2 separate regions of the Homo sapiens genome follow, and region 2 is linked to region 1. A link is an interaction called in ENCODE POLR2A ChIA-PET data of the cell type or tissue named here. Cell type or tissue: Caco-2. All regions are shown on one strand.

Region 1 (8,000 bases):
GCAGACTGCTTGAGCCCAGAAATTTGAGACCAGCCTGGGCAACACGGCAAAACCTCATCTCTGCAAAAACTACAAAAAAAATCATGCAGGCATGGTGGTGCATGCCTTTGGTCCCAGCCATGGAGAGGCTGAAGTGGGAGGATCACTTGAGCCTGGGAGGTCGAGGCTGCAGTGAGCCGTGATGGTGCCACTGCACTCCAGCCTGGATGACAGAGCAAGACCCTGTCCCTCATCCCCCACAAAAAGTGTTGAACTGCTTTATCTAAGAAACAGAACAGACAAGTAAAAGGTTGTCTTCCCTTCCTAGTCTCGATGTATTTCTCCCTATAATTGTTCCTGTTGCTCAAGTTGACGAGGTGTTCTTGGTGATTTTGCTAAATTTGTGGAAAATTAGCTGGAACAGCCTCAAAACCACAGCCAGGCATGTCACCAAATGCTCTTTGTGAGGATCTTCATTTCTTTTCCCCACCTTGTAAGATCCACATGACAGCCAAGTGCCCCTAGAATGATATAAACCCACTTGTGAAATGCAGTTACAGGCCATTCTCAGACCTAAGAAATCCAAAAAGCACCTTTTCTATTCCCCAACTCCTAACGATTCCCTTGGCCGTTAACTATCAAGTTTTCACCTAGGACCATCTAAGCCTTTGAAATCACACTAGGCTTTCTCCAAAATGCAGTTCCCCATTTGTTCATGTTGGGACAGTGGTGGCAATGAATGGCATCCCTTCCTTCCTCTTCTGATGTGGAAGTAGGCTCACAAATCTGTCATGGAGATTGGAAAAAGCAGTCTGCAATATTCCATAAAAAAGCAAAACTGGAGGATATGATGTAGATGGGCGCGGTGGAGGCCTGCTCGACACACTCCCTCCTGCATCACAGCCTGAGTGGGTGCTTGTGGACCCACCCTGGAAGCTCTGTCCTGTGGGCCAGTACCTGTGCGTCTGAGAACAGCCTGCACGGGAAAAGAAGAGCACACTGTGCCCTGGGGGAGAGAGTCAGCTGTCCCCGAGTTAGGCAATGACTGCTCCTCCCTTGAGGACAGGTGGGGGAGGGGTGAGCAAAGGAACACTCCACATGGACACAGGACACTGGGGACAAGGGACGCCCACTAACAATTTTTCACTGAAGCTTCGTCCAGTCATCATTAACTGAGCATCTGCTTTGTCACAGGGACTAAGCCAGGTGCCACAAATATGGCAGTGGATGGAAGGTCTATGTGACCCAATGCCCTGGTGGGAAAGCCAGAGGCTGACCAAGTCACCAGGGAGAAGGGTGGAGGCTGTGAGAGTGTCTGGGTGTTGGGGGAAGGCCCATTAACTCTGGAGAAGGCAGATAGTCAGGGAAGTCTTCCCTGAAGGTAAGAGAAGGTATCTCTGAAACCAGATGAGAGATGTCCAGGTAACTGGAGCAAAGGTGAGGAAAGACACTGAGGGGAACTCTGAGGGCAGAGCACAGAGGAAGGAGTGCAGAGATGGCAGGAGAGAGCCGGCGGGCGCCTGGCCAGGGCTGTCGGCCATCACGCAGATGTTTGTGCACCGTGGTTAAAACGCTTAGACCATCCCAGGGACTGAAACCAAGGAGCTACAGGGTCACCGGAGCTGAAGGTCACAGGATTGGATGTTGGTGCCTGGAAATCATGAGAGATGGTGGTGCTGACTTTGTAAACACCAAGAGACCAGAGCAGAGATAAAAGCAACGGGTCTTACAGGGTTTTCTAAAAGGCCAAAACATGAGTGAGAAGGAAAACACAAAGAGGCCAAGCAGTGTCTTCCAGCTCGATCAGATCCCTCTCTCCACTGTAGGAAGAGTGCAGAGTTCTCTCCTACATGGCCCCAAAGCCCACACTTCCCCGCTCTTGCCTCAGTCCCAGAGAATATCTGGCTAAAAATTCAACTTCTTTTCACCTCTTCTCCTAGTCCTCACATTGACCTGTTTTTGCTCCAGTTGATGGAGCGATGGTGAAGAGCTTACAGCTTGCATCCCTTCTTCGCATGCCTTATTATGAGAAAACACACGAGCATCACACTCAGTGACAGTAAAAGGGGCCCTTAATCATTAAGCCTCTAAAATCCAACAGGTGATACTGCCCAGAAAAGCTGTGCAAATCTGTACTTAACGAACTCCATTAAACATTAACCTATTAGTTATACATTTACAACACCCAGAAACAATAATTATGTGTTTTCTTTCCTTTGGGCCCTAAATCTAGCTGAATCGTTGATAGTTTTAGCACTAGAGAGATGAGAAAGTATTGTTTCTTGTGAGTGTGTAAAATTTCACTTTTTATATGGATCCTTGGTCTATATTCTACTTGAAGATTCTCCTTTTTCTTTAGACACATCTAACTTCACTGAGTATCTAACTGACAAATCATAATATTTAAAGCTTATTTTTTAAAAGAGAATATCCAAATATGTAGGATACATAATATATAGGAAGGCTTTTGTTTATTTTTTTAAAAGATGCAGTGGGAATGTAAAATGGTGCAGGTACTATGGAAAACAGTATGGTGGTCCCTCAAAAAATTAAACATAGAATTACAACATGATGCAGAAATTCCTCTTCCAGGTATATATCCAGAAGAAGAGAAAGCAGGGACTCGAATACACATGTACACCAATGTTCACAGCAGCATTATTCACAATAGCTAAAAGGTGGAAACAGCCCAGGTACCCGTTGATGGATGAATGGCTAAACAAAATATGGTCTATGCATACAATGGAATATTATTCAGTCTTTAAAAGGAAGGAAATTGTAATACATGCTACAACATAGATAAGCCTTGAGGACATTATGTACGCTAAGTGAAATAAGCCAGACAAAAGGACAAATAGAATATGATTCCACTTATGTAAGCTTGATTACCCAGAGTAATCAAATTCATAGACAAAAGCTGAATGGAGGCTACCCAGGGCTGGGGGAAGAGAGGAACGTGGAGTTGGTGTTTAAGGGGTACAGAGTTTCTGTTTGGGAAGATGAAAAAGTTCTGGGGATGGATGGTGGTGACGGTTGCACAATATACTTAATGCCACTGTACTGTACACTTAAAAATGGTTAAAATGGCTCCCACTGCAGCCTCAAGTGCCCCTGTCCCACCTGGCTCCCCCTGCTGATGTCTAGTGTTTTTTTCTCTCCTGTCTTTGTATTGAAGGCAGGAAACAAGGGTGTCAAGCCCCCATTCCCTCCCTACTCTGACAGCAGGATTGGATGTTGTGTATTGTGGATTTTTTTTTGTTTATTTTGTTCTGAAATTAAAGTATGCAAAATAGAGAATATGCCATTTTTAATACAAAAAAAGGTTACAATGGTAAATTTTATGATATGCATATTTTATAATAACACCCCCTCCAAAAAAAAAGAGATGAAAAGTGAATGGTATGAAGATTCAACCTTGTGAAAGACTGAGCTGTCTAAGTTGAAAATGAGTAGGAATGTAGTATTTCTAGGCAGGGGCCAACTCCATAGAAACCAATTAAGTCAGTGGAGGTCAAGCAAACAGCTCCGAGGGGATGTTTGAAATCTTATCTTTCTCATGACCTGATTTCGGTCACATTCTTACTGAGCTCTGGCAAGGCATGATGATACTTCACAAAATACAAAACCAGAGCCCCAAACTCAGGACTTTACAGTGAAAGACCCATTGTTCACACAATGCTTTCTCCTTGGTGGCATTTCCTGAACAGCAAGTTCGGGCAGCCCCATTTCTTGCCTGGCTCAGTCTATAAGACTGATACAAGACTGGTATAAAGTTGTAAATGATTCTAAATATTGTTCATCCCACTAGAGACCTACTAAGTGGTTATTTAACTGACATTTTTTTGTGCTTCCTTCATATGAAGAACACAGATAAATATCTTCTGATTACATACCATTAAATAGTAGGAAAAGCAAAAATTCTTAAATTATATGATTGACAATTCTCATGATCGTCTTGTAAATACTACGGAGGAAAAGGTCTTAGAAACTGTTGAACTGCACTGGATCAGTCACTTGCTCTTAAAAGGGTGATTAAGAATAGCCAAGGCCGGGCGCAGTGGCTCACGCCTGTAATCCCAGCACTTTGGGAGGGGGGCAGGTGGATCACAAGGTCAGGAGATCAAGACCATCCTGGCTAACAGGGTGAATCCTCGTCTCTACTAAAAATACAAAAAATTAGCCAGGCATAGTGGCACGTGCCTGTAGTCCCAGCTACTCAGGAGGCTGAGGCAGGAGAATCACTTGAACTCGAGAGGCGGAGGTTGCAGTGAGCTGAGATTGCGCCACTGCACTCCAGCCTGGGTGACAGAGTGAGACTCTATCTCAAAAAAAAAAAAAAAAAAAAACAACGACTAGCCAAAATTTGATCCAAAAACTATTGTACAGAGGGGTGTGGGGGAATTCTCTGTACTTTACATTCAATTTTTCTGTAAACCTAAAACTTCTCTAAAAAATAGTCTATTATTTTTTAAAACAAGAAAACAATTACACATATTCTAGTAATTCTCAACTGATAAGAAAGCTTATGTTGGCCAGGTATGGTGGCTCACACCTGTAATCCCAGCACTTTGGGAGGCCAAGGTAGGTGAATCACTTATCACTTGAGGCCAGGAGTTCGAGACCAGCCTGGGCAGCATGGCAAAACCTCATCTCTACTAAAAATTCAAAAATTAGCCAGGTGTGGTGGCACGCACCTGTAGTCCCAGCTACTCGGGATGCCGAAGCACAAGAATGGCTGGAACGGAGGAGGCAGAGATTGCAGTGAGCTGAGATCGCACCGTTGCACTCCAGCTTGGGTGACAGAGTGAGACTCTGTCTCAAAAATCAGCCCAGTTGGCTGAACAGAAGCGAATAAGTATAATAGTTTTAAAGCTTTACCAAATTTCCCGGGCTATCTCAGTTTGTACAGCTATGCCATCCAGCTAATTATTTGCAGGTTTAAATTTGACCTCACAGTTTTCCTAGCTTCATTTCCGAAACAGTCAGGCCAGAGCGAGTCAGTGCTTTCTAAGTGCCTGCATACAAATTGCAAAGAGACCACAGGTCTGAGGAGGTGCACGGCATCAACAGGCAGCTGTCCCAGTCACTAAGAAGTCTCTACCTTCAGTGCACTTTGGCAGCCTGGTCATCTCACCAAAACCAATGCTTTCAGAGTCAGAATTCCACAATCACCCATATTCCCCTGGAAAAAGGTAGTGATAGGTGAGTAATATATTTTTAATTTCCTATAGCCTAGAGAACTTTAAAACTACATTGAATGTTTTCCATGATTTAGGCTTAAAACGACAAATCCAGAGGATGTATTCTCTACATCCCAGTGCATATTCGTGAATGACGTGGATACAAATCGACACATTTTTCAGATTTTTCATGTAAGCATAAGATGAAATAATGAACAGGAAAGCACTTTATAAAATGCACAATACAGAGGTAAGGTATCAGATTTTTAATCAATATTCCAATGTTCCATAGTTATTCTTGTGACAACTGGAACTTCTCAAAATAATGAGACTTAGAGTCAAATCGGTTCTTTCTCTTTGGTTAGAATATGACTTGAAAAGTCTGTCCAGCCTCTAATATTGATATTCAATATCTAAAAATGTCACCACCGTGTTATAGCAATTTGACTGCCTCAATAGATTAATAATCATAAAATTTACACATGTGAAGATAATAAATCAGACCAAACATTGTTTAAGCATCTGAATTTAGCTTAGTCCTCCCAAAGATATGTCCAGTACAGTGACATAATGTGACAACTCATTATAAACAAATAAATTCTCTGCTATTCAATTAGCATAGGACAAAAAAGAAAAGAAAAGAAAATTCTGATCTCTATACTACCAAGGAATTGTGAAACACACTTTATCACTGTTACTGAGCATATAAATTGAGCAATGTTTTTGAAAAAAATAAGGCAATAAAGATCACATTTTAAAAAATTTAAGCATTTAACCAAATAATCTAATTTTTTGGAATCGACACTAAAAAATAAACTACCGTAACAGCCATAAAATATTCAAATGTTTGTTGCAGCATAACTTAGAATAGCCCCAAATTGGAAACACCTTAAGTGTCTCCCAATGGGAACAGGTTAAATGAATTATTGTGTAGCCAAATGATAAAATATCATTCTTCCATTAAAAATTATTACAGGCATTTTGCTGGTCGCTAGGAAGAAGAAATTGGTAGCACCTGGCTCTCCTCCAGTGAACAGCTAGAACTCTGGACACAGGATATAAACAATGGGTTTCAAATATTGGACAGCAGGCAGCACGGGACAGTGACTCCTGGGAGAAGAGCCCAGGATTGCTTTGCTTTCAGCAGCATTTTTACAATAGACAAAAACTGGAAATACCCAGCAAGACAGTGGATAAATAAATGTTGCTATATCCATAAAGTGAAATTACTACACAGAAATGAATGGAACAAGCCACTCATACAAGCAATGGCATGTGAATCTGACAAACCTCATGCTCACAGAAAGAAGCCAGACACAAAAAAGGACGCACTGTGATTCCATTAATAAGAAGTCATCTCACAGGCAAAACTCTTCCAAAGTGAAAAAAAAAAAAAATTCAGGACAGCGGTTCCTCTGGCTGCTGGGAGGGAGGAGAGCAAGTGGGGAATTGGCTGGGAAGGGGGTGGGGGAGCCTTTTGGGGTGACGCAAACGTTCTATACCAAGGGAATGGCTTATACAAGTGTCTGTATTTATCAAAACTCACCCAACTATACACTCGAGATTTGTGCATTTCACTATATGTCAATTATGTCCCAATAAATAGAAAAGAAAAACGAGAGGAAATGTTTATTCTAGGACTGAATGTACTATGTCAGCTCCACAGACATGCCAGGCTTTCTAATTTCCAGGCCTTTCCCACCCTGCTCTTCCCTGCTGCTTCTTCCTTCTGTATTCCTGCCTCCCTTCCTCCGGTGGGTCCTTTTCGCATTTTTTTTTTTTTGAGACGGCGTTTTGCTCTTGTTGCCCCGGCTGGAGTGCAATGGCACGATCTTGGCTCACTGCAAACTCTGCCCCCTGGGTTCAAGCGATTCTCCTGGCTCAGCCTCCTGAGTAGGTGGCATTACAGGCATGCACCACCATGCCTGGCTAATTTTGTATTTTTAGTAGAGACAGAGTTTGTCCATGTTGGTCAGGCTGGTCTTGATCTCCTGACCTCAGGTAATCCACCTGCCTCGGCTTCCCAAAGTGCTGGGATTACAGGCGTGAGCCACCGCGCCCGGCCTGCATTGTTTCTCTGAGCCACGAAGTGGTCCTTCTGAAGTGTTCTCTGTGCACCCCCGGTCCCTGCACACTCTACACCACTCAGCAGAAGCCTATTTTTCCCCACCAGACCAGAAGCCCCTTGAGAGCTGGGGCCTGCCTTTAAAGATGCAATGAAAGCGAGCCTGCTCATCACTGCTAATAACCAACATACTGAAGGAACCGCCCATGTGTTGTCCACTTTCTTTGCACTAAGGGCTTAATGTGAATCCGATCGTTGTCTTGTTCATCGATGAATCCTGAGATCCCAGTATGCACAAGACAGAGATTCCCTGATTTCTTAAATATATTCAGTGTTCTTAGATATGATGCAATGGAGCAAAAGGTCACCCCTGATTGTAAGAATCACAGGGGATTTTTTAAATAACTTTTTTCTTATATTTTTCTATAGTTTAAAAACTTTCTGCTATTATCTGTTACTAGTACATCAAAATAAAGGAAGTTCTGTGTAGAGAAAAGGTCCACTGAAGACATTAAAAACACAAGAGATATTCTGAGACCTAGCTGAGGTTTTTATAAGCCATGTTTTAAAAACGTTGTTACAGCTTTGTTTTTAAAGATGGAAATACTACAATCTGAGTAGAAGTTAAGTCAATACATAAAAAAGAAAAAAAAAAAGCTAGAATGGATACCAAACTGCACTATATTTTTCAAAGAAATATCTCTTGAGAAATTAAAACTTACCCCTTTTTTTCAGCTTCAATATAATGGAAGAAATAATTTCAGAACGGACTTCCC
Region 2 (8,000 bases), 140 kb before region 1:
TTACCCGTTTTTCCATTTTTCCGTTTTTCCGCCTTGTGGCAAGAGCAGCTATGATCTACTGATTTTGCAAAAATCCTTAACACAACACACTATAGAAACGACAGTCCCGATGTTGTTCATTAGATCTTTTGATTTGTTCCTCCTACATACTTGCTACTCTGTATCCTTTGACCTAAAAGGGGACGCGTGCTAACCTGGAGACAGCATAATTATTGCTCAGTTTAGCAAGTATTCCCTTTTAAACATTCCAATTTAGCACGTTTCAAACTGGATTTTTAAATCTTTATGCCCAAATCCGTTCCACCCACATTAAAAAAAAAAAAAATCTCAGTTAACAGTGGCTTTTTCAGTTTCTCAAGTCAGAAATCTTGGAGTCCCCTTGACGACTTTCTTCTTGTCACATCCCACACCAGCCCCTTAGCAAGTGCGGGGTGACCCAGTTCAAGGCACTGTCATGAACACAGGATGACCAGGTTCTTCTGGCTTGCACTTGCAAACCTTTAGACGATCACTTTTTGCCTCTTAAACAGCTTTCTTACTATATATTCTGCTTTCCCGGTATTCGTCGCTAGACGGCAGCAGAGGATTTTGATTGGATTCCAAACTGGTTGGTTAAAGCAGCCTGAGCAGCTCAGAGGGAGGTTGTGGTTGTGTGTTGTGGTGCTGGTGTGTGGTTGTGGTTGTGGTGTTGTGTGGTTGTGGTTATGTGTGGTTGTGTGTGGTTCTGGTGTGTGGTGGTGGTGTGTGGTTGTGTGTGGTTGTGGCAGTGTGGGGTTGGTGGTGTGTGGTTGTGGAGGTGTGTGGTGTGGTTGTGGTAGTGTGTGGTGGTGGTGGCGTGTGGTTGTGGCGGTGTGTGGTTGTGTCGTCCTTGCTGTTGCCTTACTTGTCTTGGAACTCTTCAGCAGGCAGAGGAGAGAGAGGTTCTTCAGACCGTCCTCATACCTGGGGACTAGTGGGTGGCTGTGCGGCCGGAGGCTTTAAAGCTTTGTCTTGCATCCGCGGGCCACGCTGGAGGTCGGGCGCCCGCAACCCTGCGCCAGGCCGTCCTGGGCTTGCCGACGCTCGGCCCCTGCAGCTCCATCCGCCCGCGGGCTGCCTTTGCTTTGCCTCCCTGTGTGGCTGGGAACCAGCGGGGCGGGTGCCATCGTCCGGCCTCACCCCCTACCCTGGGTCCTGCACGTGGGCACTGCGGGCTTCTGGGCCACCTCCGCCCTTGCAGCGCAGAGGGCCCCGTGGTCTTCGTCAGCGCTCAGTCAAGGTGAGTAGGGCAGGCAGTCTTTTCTTGAGTCTCTTCGTTTCTGACACCTGTAAACAAAGGTGAACCCTAAAGAGCCACTCCTTCAAGAGGCACCCAGATGGCCAGCTGGGCCTACATTTTGAATAGAGCCACGCAGCCATCTGCAGTTGACTAGAGGTCACCCTGAGTCCCCAGACCACCCGCACTTCTGCTGTACTTTGCCACACGCTGCGCTCACCTGAACCAGCCAAGGAGATCTCAGCTGTATCAACCAATCAACCAGAGCTCAGCTGTATTGACCAATCACAACTAGGCAAGTTTGAATCTTTTATTTGCATAAATGAACATGATTGGGCACCTGGGCAGGCACTGTCACTATAAAACCAGAGCCCTCCCTTTGTACTTTGGAATGTACCTTCCTTTAAGGCTGTATCTCCCAGGTTTGCAAACTGTTCACTGGAATAAGCCTCTTTCCTCCAAATTCCTTTTCAAACGACTTTTGTTCACAAACCCCGCACAAACAGCTTCATCCCATAGGGTTAATTTACTTCCCTGGATATAGCTCCTGACTTTGGCACAGAATGGCCCTGAATGATAACTAAGCCCATGCACCCCATGCACTATCTCTATCCTTTCTCTTTCTTGGCGGATCCAAATGCTAGGTTTGGAAGAGTAATGGCAATTGTCATCCTATGGTAATATTTCCTGCCCTGTTACTGGTATTTTTTCTGTTCCATAGCTAAGAAAGCTGTCATTCCTAGTTAATTGATGGCTTCAAGGGCATATTTAGGAGGTTATCTATTCCTACCTTCTTGACTAGGAAATGCCTGCTGTCCCCTTCTGGCCATCCTGGAAGGTTCTGGCCCTGAGCTGGGTTGCAATCTCTTCCACTAGATCAACTTGGAACCCTGCTGGCATTATCTCAGTTCCAAAGACATCTACAAAATGTTGTTTGACAGCAAAGCACACAGCAGATGGAAAAGAATCAGGAGCTCCAGGGAAGCTGGAGGCTCTATTAGACACATTTCTCTCTTCTTCCCAGCAGTAAATTACACCTTCTCTGACCAGAAAGAAGTTGGAAAGGGATACATGGGAGGGGACACCTTTGAAAAATTTATCTGAATTTTGCCAACTAACAATCACTTGCATAGTCTTCCAGGCAATGACATCTTATTTATGACCTTTTATGTTATATAACACATACAGCTCATTTTCGGTAGTTGCTCTGCATTTGCATAACATTTCTATCACTGCATAGCAGTGAGCTTTGCTATAGTCCTGAGCTCCATTTCCTTAGACATTGGAAACAGGCTTCTCTACCACACAGTTCTGTGTCACTACAATAGGACCACAAAAACCTTAGCCATAGAAGGAAATCATTGATAAATTGGATCCATACAATTTAATATTTTTGCTCAGTCAATAAACTGTTAAAGGAAAGCTATAGATTAGGTGAAGAATGTGTGTGTTTGTGTGTGTGTGTGTGTATAATTCACAGAATATGTAAAGAACTCTAACAAATCACTGATTTTAAAAAGATAATTTTTTAATGGACAAAAGACTTGAACACTTCACAAAAGTATAGAAATAGACAACATGCATAAAAAGATACTCAACATCATCAGTCATCAGAGAAATGCAAATTAAACCACCAGGTGATAGCACTATGCAACCACAAGAATACTCAACATTGGCTGGGCACGGTGGCTCATGCCTGTAATCCCAGCACTTTGGGAGGCTGAGGCAGGTGCATCACAAGGTCAGGAGATCAAGACCATCTTGGCTAACATGGTGAAACCTCGTCTCTACTAAAAACACAAAAAATTAGCTGGGCGTGGTGGTGGGTGCCTGTAGTCCCAGCTACTTGGGAGGCCGAGGCAGGAGAATCACTTCAATCCGGGAGGCAGAGGTTGCAGTGAGCCGAGATTGCACCACTGCACTCCAGCCTGGGTGACAGAGCGAGACTCGGTCTCCAGAAAAAAAAAAAAAAAAAAAAAAACCATGCTCAACATTAAAAAGAGACATAATACCAAGTGTTGGCAAGGAATACAACAACTGGCGTTCTCATACATTGCTGTTGGGAGTATAAAGTAGCAGAACTACTTTGGAAAACTGGCAATATAGTATAAACATAACCATGTACCTACCCTATAACCTAGAAATCAACTCCTAAGATATTACCCAAGAGAAATTAAAACACATCCACACAAATACTTGTGCAAGAATGTCCACTGAAGTTTTATTCATAACACACAAAACTTGGAAAAGGGTTAAATACACTTGGTTAATTCATATAACGGAGTACTACTCAACAATAAAATAAAATGAATTTAGAGCACATGCAACAATATGAATTTCAAAAACATGTTGCATGCAAAAAGTCAAACATGAGTCCATACTGACAAAGGTTTTCTTTGACCTAACTCCAGTGAGGCCCTCTAAGCCCTCAAAGCTTAAACTTTAGACTGTCCTTGGTTCATTTAGGTGAGTTACAATCTTGTTGGGTCAGTTTATCGAAAATCCCCCACCATTGTTATCTGATCAAATTCCACACCCCCCACTCTTCATATCTTCCCATACTGGCCTGCCTTGAGCAAAGATCCTGTTGAGCTCCTCTAACAAAAACCTCCCTAGCTTTGATGTTTCCTCTTAGTAACTTTCCATCCACTGAGCCCCACCCTGCTCCTTGGCTAGAAACCCCCAGTTGTCCTTGTTGTGTTCAGAGTGGAGCCAAACCTTTCTTCCCTACTGCAAAACCCCATTATGGAGGTCCCCCATGTTAAAATCTGCCTTATCATCTTTAATGAGTGTCATGAATAATTTTTCTTTAACAATGCATGATTCCACTTACATGAAATTCAACAGCAGGAAAAACTAATCTATGGAGATATACATTAGAAAAGTGGGTCGCTTGGAGCAGGGGCCGACTGGAAATGGGCATGGGGTAATTCCCCTGGGCTCTCCATGATCAGGCCCAACCTACTTTGTCCTTTTTCCTCTCCCATTGCTGCACAGCAGGGTCCCTCTGCTTCAGTCAAGAGGTTAGATCTGCCATGCCTTCACCACCCACCCATCCCCACAGTCTCATCCCCACAGTGACAGCACTTTGTGAACTGGGCTGCTCTACCACAAAGGCTGCCAGCACACATTCTGCAGAGCCTGGTTACAGATGGCATCTTAACAGATGCCCATATCATTCACTCCATCCCACTGTACAAGTTAGCCCTTCATTTTGTAGTGTTTTAAGGTTAAAAACACATATGCCTCTTGATCCTTGCAATTTTAATAAAGCACTCTCTCCATTTTCACCTCAACATCCAGTCCAGGTGAAAGGTAACAATTGATAAATATCTGTTGATGAATGTTCAACATTTAATCATGTATCACTCCTAAATAGCATGAATCATGTTAAGACAGCTGCATGGACAGACCAAATGGGAAAGGAATGCCTTATTGTAGAAGGCCTATTTGTTGGACCCTATTCTCCAGGTCCAAGAAGTCTTTGTCTTTGACACAAAATGAAGTTACTCCTGGCCCACTTGTGGTACTTCTATGGACTTATTCAAGGGGTTGACAAACTTTAGAAAGGCCTAAAGAAATTGTAATTGAATACAACTTCCTTCTTTCATTGTTCTGCTCCTTCTGAAATGTAGGGGACTGCCACTCACTAGCATCCTTTGTCCGGAACACATTCCCACTCCGGGAACTTAAGAGGAAACAGCCGGCCTGCATGCAATGTCAGGGTAAATTGAGAACATCACTGTCTTAGTCCATATGTGTTGCTCTAAAGGAATACCTGAGGCTGGGTAATTTATAAAAATAGGTTTATTTGACTCGTGGTTCTGCTGGCAACAGCATCTACTTCTGGTGAGGGCTTCCAGGAGTTTCCACTCATGGCAGAAGGGGAGCCAGTGTGTGCAGACATTACATGATGAGACAGGAAGCAAGAGAGACAGAGGGGAGATGCCAGGCTCTCTTTAATAACCAGCTCTGGAGGGAACTGATTATGTGAGAACTCACTCATTGCCATGAGAACAGCACCAAGCCGTTCATGAGTGATCCACCCCCATGACCCAAACACCTTCCACCAGGCCCCACCTCCAACACTGGGGACTAAATTTCAACATGAGGTTTGGAGGGTCAAATATTCAAACTATAGCATCAGCCAAAATTATAGCTGCAGGGAAATTAGAAGAAAAACTGGCAAGATGAAGAAAGATTTAGTGGAATATAACACATTAGAGAATAAAAAGGGGAGTCTATAGGGTGCAATTATAGTTGATTGTATGTTTTTGCATAATTGGTTTGTTCAATTAACTGTTATGGGAATTTTACTGAGGATTTTAACATCTGAATACAATAGTTGAAAGTGTTCTCTAAGTGTCTAACAATTTCCTTACCTTGTTTGGGAGTCAGGATTATAACAGCCTTGATAAATGTGTAGGGAAGCTTTCTTCTTGCCTTTCGGGAAAAAGCGCATTAAGTATTTGAGGGGTTGAAGGGAGGGGCTCCAAAGGGCATGGGGAAATTTTCAGGGGTAATGGGTATATTCCTTATCTTCAGTGTGCTGATGGTTGCAGGGGTATATACAAATGCCCAAACGCATAAATTGTACACTTTAAATATTCAAGTTTATTGTATGTCAATTATACTTCAATAAAGCTTTTTTTTTTTTTAAACCCTCACAATTTAGTTCTGGGCTCTGTGCTTGGGCTCTTGAAATTCGGTGGCAGTGGCCTGAATCCCCATGCCCACTGTGACAGAGCAGGAGCACCATCCTCTCGGACAAACACCGCCACTTTAAGTGCCAGCTCCCTTTCCAGCCTCATGCATTTCAAGAAAATCACTTCTCTTCTAACAACAAGCAGACAGAAAGAGCAGACAGTAAAACATAGATGAGACAGCTCAGGCACAGAGGGAGGTGGGGGGAAAGTCTCTTGGGTAATTGCCAAACTTCACCCTCATACATTGGGCCCCAGTATAACAGTGGGCCTTAATAAGCACATTCTTTCCCTTCAGGTGCACTAAGATAGGGAAGCTAAAAGCAGACCTGGGGGTATGCCTGCAGCTGCAGGAAGATGTATGGAAACAGACACACAACTCCCTCCCAGATAAGCACACCTAAAGAGACACAGAAGCAGTCCAAGCCTCTGATAAACTCTCCCACCCTGAATCCTTAAAAACTCTTAGTCTGTAAGAGAGCATGCCTCTGATCTAACTCAGCCAGAAGCCACTCTTGGGTTTGTTTTCTTTAAAATAAACCTGTCCTCGACCATCAAGCCATTGTGTTTCTTTCCTCTTTCTTTAATTCTTACACACTGGAGCCTAGGGAAAGGATCATTCTCTGCCCACTTCCATTACCTGAGAAAAGAACGCCAGAAAAAGAAGCCATGGGGAAAACATTAAGATTTGTAGCCAGGCATGGCAGCTGATGCCTGTAATGCCAGCACTTAGGGGGGTTGAGGTAGAGGATTGTTTGAGGCCAGGAGTTTGAGACCAGCCTGGGCAACATAGTGAGACCCTGTCTCTACAAAAAAAGTTTTTAAATAAATTATCTGGGCCTGGGGGCAAGTACCTGTAGTCCCAGCTGCTTAGGAGGCGGAGACGGGAAGATCCCTCGAGCTCAGTACAGCTCAGGCTGTAGTGAGCTATGATGGCACCACTGCATTCCAGACTGGGTGACAGAGCAAGACCCTGTCTCAAAAAAAAAAAAAAAAAGATTTGTAGACTTTTGTAGACTGTCAAGAGGGACATCAAAAATGTCTCCTGTGAGGCCGGGCATGGTAGCTTACATCTGTAATCCCAAGCACTTTGAGAAGCCACCGCGGGAGGATTACTTGAGCCCAGGAGTTCGAGATCAGCCTAGGCAAGATAGACTTTGTCTCTACAAATAAAAATAATTAGCCAGGCATGGTGGTGCAGGCCTGTGGCCCCAGCTCCTCAGGGGACTGAGGCAGGAGGATTGCTTGAGCAGTCCTCAGGCAGTGGAGGCACCAGTGACCTGTGGTAACAACACTGCACTCCAGCCTGGGCGACAGAGTGAGACCCTGTCTCAAAAGAAAATAAATAAAACAGAATGTCTCCTGTGTAAAATGACAACTTCCAGTAGAACAATTATAGGAAAGATACAGGATCTTTCTGTTCTTTCCACAGTATCTCAGATTTCAGACCGCCCAAGATTCCTCTAGCTAATGACTTCACAGTTGGTAACAGCGAGTTAACTTCACAATGTTTCTTCAGCATCTATTATGACAGTTCTTGGAACTATACGTGCCAGATTACAGTTCACACCTGGTGGTAGTGACAATGGAAATGCCTTTAGGAGGCTTGCAGATCCCTTGGACCCAGAAAATACAACTTTTTGAGACATATGGGAGAAAAAAGAGGTTTTTACATCAGCTTTCCCTGGGGTTCCACGAACACTAAATGAATCTGAAGACACACCTTCAACATTCTTTAAGAAGGAACCATGGAAGCCAACCTTGTATTGTTTAAAGAGAGAATGAAACTTGAAGCAACAGACAGGAAGAACCCTTATCTGATCTGCTCCGCAACTATTGGAAACATTGAAGGAGACAGTTTACACTACAGTGGATGGGAGTGGTGGCTTAGGCCTATAATGCTAGTGCTTTGGAAGGCAGAGTGGGGAGAATTGCTTGAGGGAGAGTTCAAGGTTGCAGGGAGCTGTGATCCAGCCTCAGCAACAGAGTGAGATCCTGTCTGTAAAAAAAGAAAAGAAAAAAAAGTTTACATTACATTTGGA

What was found. ChIA-PET counts read pairs that join two places held together with the same protein. Peaks named below come from ENCODE experiments on the same cell type or tissue, not always from the same donor. Only the 100,000 strongest peaks of a DNase experiment are listed, where the experiment ranks them.
Region 2: POLR2A ChIA-PET joins it to region 1 with 6 read pairs; 1 of 35 experiments calls an interaction of 5 or more read pairs at or near these places.

What each region holds. Positions count from the first base shown.
Region 1 is chr18:7,060,929-7,068,928 of GRCh38, forward strand. All of the region lies in intron 3 of LAMA1 (laminin subunit alpha 1), which reads right to left. Among named protein-coding and RNA genes, the nearest start is that of LAMA1, 53 kb to the right of the region's middle. In Caco-2, no CTCF peak of the experiment used is centred here; DNase peaks (open chromatin) are centred at 1,043 and 3,573.
Region 2 is chr18:6,919,628-6,927,627 of GRCh38, forward strand. It overlaps LINC00668 (long intergenic non-protein coding RNA 668), which reads right to left. Exons shown (of 7, transcript NR_034100.1): 4 at 7,030-7,957; 5 at 6,813-6,931; 6 at 6,445-6,598; 7 at 5,847-6,091. It also overlaps the pseudogene SCML2P1. Among named protein-coding and RNA genes, the nearest start is that of LINC00668, 6.2 kb to the right of the region's middle. In Caco-2, a CTCF peak has its summit at 583; DNase peaks (open chromatin) are centred at 604, 1,524 and 3,794.